3 separate regions of the Homo sapiens genome follow, and all the other regions are linked to region 1. A link is a contact called in ENCODE Hi-C or POLR2A ChIA-PET data. All regions are on one chromosome and are shown on one strand. Each heading gives the region's core, a stretch centred on a gene start or an enhancer-like site at or near the end of the contact. The rest is flanking DNA. Distances are from core to core; before and after follow the strand shown.

Region 1 (4,045 bases), core at 773-3,272:
CTAAAGAAGATGACCTCAAACCAAAGTTCAAGGATTCCCATCCTGGGCCATGTGTACTGAGGAGTCCCCTAAGGTGATCAGGGTATAAGAAACCACAGGTAAATGTGGTATATTGCCTGGAATGTCAATTTTACTCAAAGGCTTGGGGGAGAAAAGGCAATCTTCTGTTATCCTATGAAAGATGTATTATGGGGAAATGAATGTAAAATCCTATGAATTTAAAAAATAAAACTGGGATTTCAGACATTATTGGCTGCCTTCCAATAAATAAGTGGTTGGAAATAGTCCATTCTTTGCTGCCATTGGGGATAGCTTAATAATGGAGCCATTTGGAAAGCATTGTTATAGGCGATGGGAAGCCATGGATTTAGCTCCATTGAGAATTCAAAAGTAGGGCTGGATGGAATTCAAAGATGAATGGGAAGTCAGCCGGGTGTGGTGGCTCACGCCTGTAATCCCAGCACTTTGGGAGGCCGAGGCCAGCGGACCACCTGAGGTCAGGAGTTCAAGACCAGCCTGGCCAATATAGTGAAACCCTGTCTCTACTAAAAATACAAAAAAAATTAGCCGGGCGTGGTGGTGGGCACCTGTAAGCCCAGCTACTCGGGAGGCTGAGGCAAGAGAATCGCTTGAACCTGGGAGGCGGAGGTTGCAGTAAGCTGAGACCGCGCTATTGCACTTCAGCCTGGGCAACAAGAACGAAACTCCGTCTCAAAAAAAAAAAAAAAAAAGACGAATAGGAAGTGGCTGTCTTAGGAGAACTTTCCATCTAAGCTTTATGGAACTGATGATTCTTAGCAGGAACAGGAGCAGGAAAACAAAGCAAAATGTAGGTAAATTTCCTCTCCTCCTCCCCATCTCCTTGACATGTTCCTTTTCTACCTCATTCATTCTTTTTCGCTCTTGTCGCCCAGGCTGGAATGCAATGGCACAATTTCGGCTCACTGCAACCTCCACCTCCCAGGTTAAAGCAATTCTCCTGCCTGAGCCTCCCAAAGAGCTAGGATTACAGGTGTGCTCCCTGTAATTTTGTATTTTTAGTAGAGACCCCTGCTAATTTTGTATTGTTAGTAGAGACAGAGTTTCACCAGGTTGGCCAGGCTGGTCTCGAACTCTTGACCTCAGGTGATCCACCCACCTCGGCCTCCCAAAGTGCTGGGATTACAGGCGTGAACCACCGCGCCCGGCCTCATTCATTCTTTTATTTTTTTAAAAAAAATTATTATTGCATACCAACTCCCTCACTTACTGTGTGACCTTGGACAAACTACTTAATTTCTCTGTACTTTAGTTTTCTTATCTGTAGAATGGGGATAATAATAATACCTACCCACAGTGTCACTGTGAGTGTTTTTACAGTGACATGATATATAATGAGAATTAAATGAGTTAATTCATATAAAGCATTTAGAGCCTGGAACAAAGTTCAGCACTGTTTGAGTACTAGGTGTTATAACAGTGACGTTGCTACACCCTTCACTGCTACTGTGTGCCAGTCAACATCTCCCATAGCCATTCATTGCTTAGGTAATTCATGTTGGTGGCCAAGACAGGTCTGGGAAGAAGACAGATGAATCAGACTGCTCACTGCACTTTGTCCAGCTACACCTGGCACATATAGAAGCTCCTCTAAATGCTTGCTGAATGGATAAGCGAATGTCTTCCTATTGAACTCCAAGTTCTTTGAAGGCAGGGACCATATTCCTAGCTGTCATATCCCTAGAACAATGCACTGGTGAGGCACACAGTAGGCGCTTAGGGATTATACATAGATAAATGACTGCAGGTGGAAAATCACTAAGGCTACAAAGCGAGCATAGGTAAGGTGCTGCAGAGAGACAGCCCCCAGTTTCAGGAAGGCGGTAGCCCTGGAAGCGTGGCTGCCAGCGCCCTTAACGGCGCGATGGCTGCTGGGAAGCACAGGCTCGCTTGGCTCGCCCCGGGATCCCGGGAGAGCGCCGCGGTTGGCGTCGGCGTCAGCCCCACGCCCCGCCCCGCCCCCTCCGCCGGCTCACGTGACCGTCTTTGGGCCGGCGCGAACCATGGCCGGCATGGTGGACTTCCAGGATGAGGAGCAGGTCAAGTCCTTTTTGGAGAACATGGAGGTGGAGTGCAACTACCACTGCTACCACGAGAAGGACCCGGACGGTGAGCGGCTCCAGCGCAGCCCGGCGACGCGTCGGGGAGGGACGTGCCCGGAGAGGTCTGGTCTGCGACCTCTGAGAGGCTGGAGAAGGAATCACGTGGCGGGCGGGGGACGGGGTCTGTGGATCGCGGTGACCGCGTGTGTTGGGAAGGGCGATGTGTCCCGGGAAGACCGAGCCAGGAGGCCGGGGCGGGTAGGAAGAGACGTGCTGGGGCTTTTGGGTTAGGGACTGGGGATCCATCGGTGAACAGATGAAACTCCCTGCCCTCGTGGAGCTTCCAAGCTAGTGCGGGGAGTCGGGCAATAAGCCTCAGGTAATTCATGAAATCGTGTTCGAAAGTAGTAAGTACCGGCCGGGAGCCGTGGCTCACGCCTATAATCCCAGCACTTTGGGAGGCTGAGGCGGGTGGATCACGAGGTCAGGAGATCGAAACCATCCTGGCTAACACGGTGAAACCCTGTCTCTACTAAAAATACAAAAAATTAGCCGGGCGTGGTGGCAGGCGCCTGTATTCCCAGCTACTCGGGAGGCTGAGGCAGGAGAGTGGTGTGAACCCGGGAGGCGGAGCTTGCAGTGAGCAGAGATCGCGCCACTGCACTCCAGCCTGGGCGACAGAGCGAGACTCCGTCTCAAAAAAAATAAATAAAAAGAAAGTAGTAAGTGCCGTGGAAAAAAGACTGGGTGAAGGGTGTCAGGAGGGCAGGAGGGCAGTTTTAAATTGAGTGATCAGGGAAGATCACTGAGAAAGTGGCAATTGAATAAAGCCTTGAAGAAGGTAAGGGAGTGAACCATGCAGTTCTTACCATAGGTAACAGCTGGCGAAGACGCCCTGAATCACAAATGTGTCCTGTGTGTTGTGTGAACATTGAATTGACTTAAGAGTATAGGTGGATGGTGGTGACCAGAGGGGTCCACCCAGAGCAGCTAATACCTTTGGGTGGTTTTCTTCTTCTTGCTTTATTTTTATTTTTTGTATTTTCTTTCTTTTTTGAGATAGTATGTCACTACGTTGTCCAGGCTGGTCGCAACTCCTGGGCTCAAGTGATCCTCCCGCCTTTGATTACAGGCATGAACCACTGCACACTGCCTACTTTTTAATTTTTTTGTTTTTTTGAGACTGAGTCTCACTCTGTCACCCAGGCTGGAGTACAATGGCTCGATCTCAGCTCACTGCAACCTTTGCCTCCTGGGTTAAAGCAATTCTCCTGCCTCAGCCTCCCGAGTAGCTGGGATTACAGGCACCCACCACCAGGCCTGGCTAATTTTTGTATTTTCGTAGAGACAGGGTTTCACCATGTTGGCCAGGCTGGTCTCGAACTCCTGACCTCAAGCAATCCATCTGCCTTGGCCTCCCAAAGTGCTGGGATTACAGGTGTGAGCCACCGTGCCCAGCCTTTTTTTTTTTTTTCTTTCAAATAAAGGACTGGTGTGGTGGCACAAGCCTGTAATCCTAGCTCTTTGGGAGGCTGAGGTGAGGTGGGAGGATCACTTGAGGCCAGGAGTTCAAGACCAGCCTGGGCAATATGATGAAACCCTGTCACTACTAAAAAAAAAAAGAAAAGAAAAAAAGTGGCACTGGCCCTACCTTCTAATAGCTTGCAGTTTAGTCAGTTTAGTTTGCAGAAATGACATAGCTATTCCTTGAGGCTAATCCGTAACATAGACCATAACACAACCATATACATATCATAACATAGTCATGACACAGAGTTGCTCTGCAGTATGATGGCTTGAAAAGAACCTGGGGTTGGGCCGGGCACAGTGGCTCACGCCTGTAATCCCAGCACTTTGGGAGGCTGAGGTGGGCAGATCACCTGAGGACAGGAGTTCAAGACCAGCCTGACCAATATGATTAAACTGTCTCTACTAAAAATACAAAAATTAGCCGGACGTGGTGG
Region 2 (4,570 bases), core at 564-3,063, 140 kb before region 1:
TCATAGGGAAAAAAGTATTCATGCAATATTTGTGTAATTAAAATAATTAATTAAAAATAAATAAAATCCTTAACAAAGAAAATGAGATATACCCAGAACTAGACAGAGAAAATGGGTGTGAGTACTTTTGTAAAGAAATCTTGTTTCGATTCCAAGCAGGAAAAAATGTGCTTGAGACGATGCTAGCACACACGTAAAAAATCCAAGTTTTCCATTAATTACAAATCCACAAATTATATAACTTTTCTAAATGAGTTCAAAAGATTACAGGCTAGATCACTGCAGGGCACAAAGTCTTCCAACAAGGCGTTAATATGTAAAGCACAACCTTAATCAGAACATTTCCTTCTCTCCATAAATTTTGGGTCGAGCCTTCACCACTCAATCCCTCGAGTTCCCCAAGGGTGGCCCTTGGCGGGTTTTTTCCAAAGTGGGGCCAGAGGTCTGAACACCTGAGGTGAAATTCAAGTTCACGAGCAAGTCAACTAAATTTCAGAGCTCCCAACTTCCCTACATCGGTAAAATGGAGCCTAGCAAAGCCTACAAAAGACTAGGGGTTACCAGACTGCTTTAGAAAGGCGACACTTGGCCGGGCACGGTGGCTGACGCCTGTAATCCCAGCACTCTGGGAGGCCGAGGCGGGTAGATCACGAGGTCTGGAGTTCGAAACCATCCTGGCCAACATGGTGAAACCCCGTCTCTACTAAAAATACAAAAAATGAGTCGGGCATGGTGGCACGCGCCTGTAGTCCCACCTACTCGGGAGGCTGAGGCAGAAGAATCGCTTGAACCCCGGAGGCGGAGGTTGCAGTGGGCCCAGATCGCGCCACTGCACTCCAGCCTGGTGACAGAGCGAGACTCCGTCTCAAAAAAAAAAAAAAAAAGAAAGAAAGAAAAGAAAGGCGACACTTAACACACAGCAGGCGCTAAACACACATTCTTTGGGTTTGCATTTTGTCCAGAGCTAAGAGTAACAGGCATTCGGCAAAGGCTGGGGACGGGACGGGGACGGGGGCGGACGCGCGGAACTGAAAGAATCTCAGACTTCGGGTTCCAGTTCCCCCAGCCGGACTAAGCTACTCGCCCGGCCCCGGGCCCAAAGGCCTCAGGTGGTAACGGCCAAAGGGTCACCGCCTCCGCGGGGCGCTGCGTCCACAACACGGGTGGGGAAACGGTCAAGGTTTGCGGCGTTTGGGTTCATGACTGCAAAAACACCGTCCACTACGGGCCAAGCCGAGTGCCATGCCCTGCACCTACGTCTAAGCTCACAGCAGCCCGCACTGGGGCGAGGAATCCTGAGGAGGCTCGCCCCGGTCTCTGGGACTGGGCTCTCGCCGCGCTGCCTCAGGGCGCAAGTTCCACGCGCTTCGCCGGGCGCAGAAAAGCACCCCCCGCTCCGCGGCGCCCAGGCCGCCTCCCCCGACAACGCACCTCCGCAGCGACGCCTGCGCCTGGAAGGGGCTCGGCATCTAGACCGCAGCCCCGCGCGGGCCACACTCCCCAGCAAGTGCCTCGGCAGCGTCCCAGGAGACTCGCCGCGCTCGCCGGAGCTGGACGTGGCGCCGAGGTCCGCGTCGCCGCCCGCACCCCGGTGCTCACCTGTACCACGCAGCAGCCCAGGGCATCCTTCTGAGCGTCAGGAGGGACGATGTTCCGGGGCGTGTGGCCCGGGTGCAAGAAATGAACCATGGCAACCCCGGCGGCGGGGCGTCAAAAAGAGAGCCGGCGTCGAGCCGGAGCCCGGATCCCGCGAGAACCAAGCGGGCGGCTGCCAGGACGCGCCCACCACGCCTGCGAGGCACACGGAGCTAGCGCCGCGCCCTGCCGGCGAGCTTTTGAAATGCCCGGCGAGGCGACGCGCACGCGGGGGCCGGCCCGCCGCAGACCCCACCCCCCGGGCGGCCTCCTAGCCCCATCCGCCCTCCGACACGCCGCTGCCGGGGCCAACCGTTCTCCTCCCGCCTCCCCAGCCTCCCCAGCCTCCCCAGACCAACCTGCCACGACCCAGCCGCTCACCCACTCCTTCCCAGCCCTGCACCTCAGGGCTTGAGAGGATATTCCCCGAGGACCGGCTGTGTAGGTTTGGGGAATACTGTATATATATATACATGTACACACACACACACACACACACACACACACACACACACACATATTCATTATTTCTATATATGTATATATTTTTTAAAGCTTTCATACATTAAAATATATATTTCAAAGACTTTGCCCCTGAAAATCTGGCAACAGCACCTCTCTAACGGTCCTCTCTGTTTCAACTCCTTAGAGTATCTGGATAAATCAAATATAAAACGAATACAAAATATTGGCAAGTATCTACCAAAAAATCTATTTAGCTTTCTTGTTACTTAAAAAGTACTCGAGAAGACCCTTATAACCTGCTCCAAGAAAGAAACCCCGAGAGACCCTTCTAACTTTCTCCAGGAAAGAAACTCCACAAGTTAGTACACATTAGCTAATTTAAGAGAAAGCAATACCTTGGAAAAGGAAAGTTCTCAAGAGCATGAGCCTTGGAGTTTGAATCCTGAATTAGAATGCCCGCTCAGCCATCTAGTGTTTGAGAACCTGGAGCAAGATTCTTGATGTCTCTGAAGCTCAACTTCCTCATCAGTAAAATAGAATGAGAATGCTTTATCTCACAGACTTAATGTAAGGATTAAATAATGTATGTAAAACACATCACAATGCTTTTTACATAGTAAGTCCTTGATAAGTGGATTGGATTCAGATGTTAAAATTATTTTTAAGTACTTTGCCTAATGCTTTTCTTTCATTTATTTATTCTTTTATTTAATCCACTTACTACAAGAAGAAAAAAAATCCTGTGCTGTAGGTATCATCCCCATTTTTCTCACAGGGAAACTGAAGAACTGACAGGTTGAATAGACAACACGTTTTTTGGCCAGCTGATGAGTGGCCAACCTGGGAGTCAAAATTGAGTTTTCTTACTGCAAGTCCAATCAATATGCTTTTTTTTTTTTTTTTTTTTTAGACGGAGTCTCGCTCTGTTGCCCAGGCTGGAGTGCAGTGACGCGATCTCAGCTCACAGCAACCTCCGCCTCCTGGGTTCAAGTGATTCTCCTGCCTCAGCCTCCCAAGCAGCTGGGACTCCAGGCGCGCGCCACCACACCCGGCTAATTTTTGTATTTTTAGTAGAGACAGCGTTTCACCATGTTGGCCAGGATGGTCTAGATCTCCTGACCTGGTGATCCGCACGCCTCGGCGTCTCAAAATGTTGGGATTACAGGCGTGAGCCACCGTGCCCCCGCCAATATGCTTTTGTTAACGGTGGAGGGTGTTCATGTTCTTGGTGTCTTGAACAAAGAATTGGACAAAACGCACAAACAAGGAAGGAATGAAGGGATTTATTGAAAATGAAAGTACACTCCACAATGCCACAATGTGGGAGTGGGCCCGAGCACTGGGGCTCAAAGACCCCGTTACAGAATTTTTGGGAGTTTAAATACCCTCTACTTGGGGTATGCCCTATGTAAATGACGAGGATGAAGGAAAGTTACAGTCATTTCCTCGGCTTTTGCCCAATGGAGAGGATATTTCCTATTACAGCTGAAGTGTGAATTTCAGCAATTTTAACTTTAATATAGAACCTGGTAAGTTATGTTCTCATAAGGTTTGACTATTTCCAGCATATCTAGAGGTGTGGCCAACTGCATATGTCCCAGGCCTTACCGAGCTAGAAAACAGGCAAGTTAAACAATTTTCAAAAGCCAAGGAAGCAGTTTATGACCTTAAAGCATTTAGCAAACCTAATATTTGAACATAATTTTGACCACATGTTTACATTTTGAAGACATTTGTATTTTATCAATAATCTTTAAACCCATCTTTATTTCCCAAAGATTACCCAAGTCACATGAACTAAATAAAAGGCATTATGTTTTTCACTTTTCTGACAAAATATTTTATTTAAGCTCTTATTATTAAACCAATTAATTTAAAACGTAACACATGAGGCCAGGCACGGTGGCTCATGCCTGTAATCCCAGCACTATGGGAGGCCGAGATGGGTGGATCGCCTGAAGTCAGGAGTTCAAGACCAGCCTGGCCAACATAGTGAAACCCAATCTCTACTAAAAATACACAAAAAAATTACCTGGGCATGGTGGCGCATCCCTGTAATCCCAGCTACTTGGGAGGCTGAGCCAGATTTGCTTGAACCCAGGAGGCAGAGGTTGCAGTAAATTTAGATTGCGCCATTGCACTCCAGCCCCGGTGACAAAGCGAGACTTTGTTGCAAAAAGTAAAAATAAGTAAATAAAAGTGGCTGGGTGCAGTGGCTCACACCGTAATCCCAACATTTTGGGAGGCCAAGGCAAGTGAATCACCTGAAGTCGGGGTTTGAGACCAGCCTGACCAACATGGAGAAACCCCGTTTCTACTAAAAACACAAAAATTAGCTGGGCATGGTGGTGTGCGCCTGTAGTCCCAGCTGCTCGGGAGGCTGAGGCAGGAGAATTCCTTGAACGCAGGAGGCGGAAGTTGCAGTGAGCCGAGATGACGCCACTGCACTCCAGCCTGGCGACAGAGTGAG
Region 3 (4,391 bases), core at 976-3,475, 160 kb before region 1:
TGCCACTGCACTCCAGCCTGGGCAACAGAGTGAGACCCTGTCTCAAAGAACAACAAAAACAAACAAAAACAGAAGAACATCTAATTCAATCTCTTCCTTACAGATGGAAAAAAAGGTCGAGAATTTTTAATTTATTTTATTTTTTTGAGTTGGGATCTCGCTCTGTTACCCAGGCTGGAGTATAGTGGCACCATCATAGCTTACTGTAGCAGCCTCAAACTCCTGGGCTTGCCGGGCGCAGTGGCTCACGCCTGTAATCCCAGCACTTTGGGAGGCCAATGCGGGCGGATCACGAGGTCAGGAAATCGAGACCATCCTGGCTAACACGGTGAAACCCCATCTCTACTAAAAAATACAAAAAAGTAGCTGGGCGTGGTGACGGGCGCCTGTAGTCCCAGCTACTTGGGAGGCTGAGGCAGGAGAATGGTGTGAACCCGGGAGGTGGAGCCTGCAGTGAGCGGAGATCAAGCCACCGCACTCCAGCCTAGGCGACAGAGCGAGACGCCGTCTCAAAAAAAAAAAAAAACCAAAAAAAAATCCTGGGCTCACGTAGTCCTCCAATCTCAGTCACCCAAGTAGCTGGGACTATAGGCATGTACAACCATGCCCACCTAACTTTTTTTTTGTTTTTTGAGACAGAGTCTTGCTCTGTCGCCCAGGCTGGAGTGCAGTGGTATCATCTCGGCTCACTGCAACCTCCACCTCCCAGGTTCAAGTGATTCTCCTGCCTCAGCCTCCTGAGTAGCTGGGATTACAGGCACCTGCCACCACGCCTGGCTAATTTTTGTATTTTTAGTAGAGACGGGGTTCTACCATGTTGGCCAGGCTGTTCAAATTCCTGACCTCAGGTGATCTGTCCACCTCAGCCTCCCAAAAAGTGCTGGGATTACAGGCGTGAGCCATGGTGCCCAGCCAGAAGCTAATTTTTTTTCTTTTTCTAAATTTTTGTAGAGACAGGGTCTTACTAATGTTGATCAGGCTAGTCTTGAACTCCTGGCCCCAGGAAATCCTCCCATCTCGGCCTCCCAACCAAAGTGGTGGGATTACAGGCATGAGCCACCACAGCTGACCCAGAGTTTTTCTTTATACAGCTTTTGAGCTGTAAATAAAGTTAATCTCCCATGCTGTAAAAATATTTTTTTTTGAGTCTCGCTCTGTCACCAGGAGGGAGTGCAATGGCACAATCTCGGCTCACTGCAACCTCCACCTCCCGAGTTCCAGCGATTCTCCTGCCTCAGTCTCCCAAGTAGCTGGGACTATAGGAGTGCGCCACCACGCCCACCAAATTTTTGTATTGTTTTTAGTGGAGACGGGGTTTCACCATGTTGGCCAGGATGGTCTCAATCTCTTGACCTCGTGATCCACCCGCTTCGGCCTCCCAAAGTGCTGGGAAAATATCCACATTTTTAAGGAATTGCAAAAAATTACAAATAAAGACAAGGTTTTTCTTAAGACCTTTCATTGTTATGTTTCACTAAAAACAACAATTTTCAAATAAACACATGTATAAAAGAAAAATAAATAACTGAAGTTTTCTTTCCCAAGCCTCTTAATACTTGTAATTACATTTACAATAAAACGCATCCTTCCCTAAACCAAAGCTAAGTTTGGCTATATCGATAAAAGCAACTTTATGTCATTCACAAAATACTTCAAGTGGTAGATTTGGCCACCCTTAATTATTTTTATTTTGTTCTGCACTTGTTTTCTTTCAGAAAGCCACATGATCCTATTATTCCCTTACTTAGACCAAATTTTAACTGTTTTGATTCTAATTTATTCCACATAAATCCAGATGCTCAAAGCAAAAGACACTTTGGCAGCTAAGCTTAACATTCTTTGCTCTATGAGAGCACTTGACTCACTATAGAATAAAGCATATAATTTATTATATTCAGTGTGGTTCGTGAACAATTATTAATTGAACCAAGTTAAGAAGTAATAGTAAAAATTGTCTTCCTTCAATTACCTTTAAAATAGCAGGCATGGTTACCTCCATTGAAAATGTCTCTGTGAACAGCCTGTGGAGGGCTTCCTTCACAAAACATGATCTGTTCCTGTATCGGCTCAGTGCTTCTGAAATCTGACTCATACTGGCTCCTCCAGCAACCTGAAAATAAAGATGTTACCAAACAGGTTTCACCATTCATATTTTTTCACCATTCATTTTTAACCACAGGGTTTTTGGGGCATCCAGTGTTTAAGACAATAACAACAAATGTTCAATTAAATGTTCCAGGTGTTGGCCAGGCGCAGTGGCTCACGCCTGTAATCCCAGCACTTTGTGAGGCTGAGGCAGGTGAATCACCCGAGGTCAGGAGTAGAGACCAGCCTGAACAATATGGTGAAACCCCATCTCTACTAAAATTACAAAAATTAGCCAGGCGTGGTGGCAGGCGCCTGTAGTCCCAGCTACATGACAAAATATGCTGAGAGAAAGTAAAGATCTAAATAAATGCAGAGATATACAGGATTCAAGAATCAGGAGACTAGCGCCAGGCGTGGTGGCTAATGCCTGTAATCCCAACACTTTGGGAGTCTGAGGCTCAAGGGTTGCTTGAGCCCAGGACTACGAGACCAGCCTGGACAACATAGTGAGACCTCGCCTCTATTTTTTAAAACAACATGAGACTCAACGTTATTAAACGGCAATTTTCCTCAAACTGACCTACAGATTTAATGCAATCCCAACTAAAATACCAGTAGTCCTTTTTGTAGATATTGACAAGTTGCTTTTATGATTTATATGGAAATACAAAGAACCTAGAATAACCAAAACAATTATGAAACAGAATAACAGTTGAAGAAGTCACATTACCCAATTTCAAGACTTCATATAAAGTTATAGTAATCAAGACAGTAGGCCGGGGCACAATGGCTCAGGCCTGTAATCCCAATACTTTGGGAGGCCAAAGTGGGCAGATCACCTGAGGTCAGGAGTTCAAGACCAGCCTGGCCAACATGGTAAATCCTCATCTCTACTAAAAGTACAAAAATTAGATGGGCGTGGTGGTGCACGCCTATAGTCCCAGCTACTAGGGAGGCTGAGCCAGGAGAATCACTTGAACCCGGGAGGCAGAGGTTGCAGTGAGCCGAGATCACACCACTGCACTCCAGCCTGGGTGACAGACCGAGACTCTGTCTCAAAAAAAAAAAAAAAAAAAAAAAAAAAAGGCAATACACAAACAGATAAAAATAAAGAGCCCAGCTGGGCGTGGTGGCTCACACCTGTAATCCTAGCACTTTGGAAGGATGAGGCAGGCAGATCACGAGGTCAGGAGATCGAGACTATCCTGGCTAACACGGTGAAACACCATCTCTACTAAAAATACAAAAAATTAGCCAGGCGTGGTGGTGGGTGCCTATAGTCCCAGCTACTCTGGAGCCTGAGGCAGGAGAATGGCGTGAACCCGGGAGGCGGAGATTGCAGTGAGCAGAGATCGTGTCACTGCACTCCAGCCTGGGCGACAGAGCAAGACTCCGTCTCAAAAAAAATAAAAAATAAAGAGCCCAGTAACAGACTCACACATATACGGACACCCGATTTTCAACAAAGATGCCAAGTTTATCCAAGGGGGGAAGAGATAATCCTTGGTGGTGAGCCAAGATCGGACCACTGCACTCCAGCCTGGGCGACAGAGCAGGACTCGACTGTCCCAAAAAAAATTTGGGGATCTCAGCTCACAGCAGAGGTTGCAGTGAGCCAAGATTGTGCCACTGCACTCCATCCTGAACAACAGAGTGACTCTGTCTCAATAAAAAATTAATTAATTAATTAATTAAAATACAACAATTGCTAACTTCAAATCAAAAGAATAAAATGTTAACACAACTAATGAGTATACAAATCACTTTATTCTCTTCCCCTAGGAAGAACTAAGGAGGTATTATTATAAAGAAAGAGTTACTTTAAAACAACAGCTCTGGGCCAAGCATGGTGGCTCATGCCTGTAATCCCAGCACTTTGGGAGCCCAAGGCAGGTGGATCACCTGAGGTCTGGGAGTTCGAGACCAGCCTGACCAACATAGTGAAACTCTGCCTCTACTAAAAATACAAAAAATTAGCCAGGTGTGGTGGTGCACACCTGTAATCCCAGCTATTCGGGAAGCTGAGGCAGGAGAATCGCTTGAACCCGGGAGGCGAAGGTTGCAGTGAGCCGAGATTGCGCCATTGCACTCCACCCTGGGCAACAAGAGCACAACTCAGTCTCCAAAAAAAAATAATAATAATAATCGGGCCGGGCGCAGTGGTTCATGCCTATAATCCCAGCACTTTGGGAGGCCGAGGCAGGCGGATCACCTGAGGTTAGGAGTTCGAGACCAGCCCGGCCAACATGGTGAAACCCCGTCTCTACTAAAAATAAAAAACTAGCTGGGCATGGTGGCACGTG

The links. A loop is a pair of places that touch in the nucleus more often than their neighbours do. ChIA-PET counts read pairs that join two places held with the same protein, here RNA polymerase II (POLR2A). Pooled maps may share reads with other maps.
Region 2: a loop to region 1 is called in a map of GM12878, with 4 times the contacts of the local background. The contact joins the promoter of ZYG11A here to the promoter of COA7 in region 1. A Hi-C loop is called at or near these places in 5 of 168 maps with a recorded cell type or tissue (B cell, GM12878, K562 and 2 more), 24 of 37 single-sample maps with no recorded cell type and 15 of 50 pooled maps. POLR2A ChIA-PET finds 5 or more read pairs at or near these places in 13 of 52 experiments (AG04450, B cell, GM12878 and 8 more).
Region 3: a pooled map shows a loop between it and region 1 (4-fold over the local background). The contact joins the enhancer-like site here to the promoter of COA7 in region 1. A Hi-C loop is called at or near these places in 4 of 37 single-sample maps with no recorded cell type and 4 of 50 pooled maps. POLR2A ChIA-PET finds 5 or more read pairs at or near these places in 4 of 52 experiments (A673, H1 and WTC11).

The regions. Positions count from the first base shown.
Region 1 is chr1:52,696,324-52,700,368 of GRCh38, reverse strand. It overlaps COA7 (cytochrome c oxidase assembly factor 7), which reads left to right and starts at 2,022. Exons shown (of 3, transcript NM_023077.3): 1 at 2,022-2,148. The coding sequence starts at 2,043. RefSeq lists an enhancer at 1,793-1,852 and a silencer at 1,903-2,042.
Region 2 is chr1:52,840,003-52,844,572 of GRCh38, reverse strand. ZYG11A (zyg-11 family member A, cell cycle regulator) reads right to left here and starts at 1,813. Exons shown (of 14, transcript NM_001004339.3): 1 at 1,600-1,813. The coding sequence starts at 1,689. RefSeq lists an enhancer at 639-1,232 and a silencer at 1,734-2,063.
Region 3 is chr1:52,858,450-52,862,840 of GRCh38, reverse strand. ZYG11A (zyg-11 family member A, cell cycle regulator) reads right to left here. Exons shown (of 14, transcript NM_001004339.3): 4 at 1,970-2,110. Among named protein-coding and RNA genes, the nearest start is that of ZYG11A, 18 kb to the right of the region's middle. Within about 2 kb of position 2,225, at least 3 of the 41 ENCODE cell types and tissues checked have a DNase peak (open chromatin) inside an H3K27ac peak, as active enhancers do.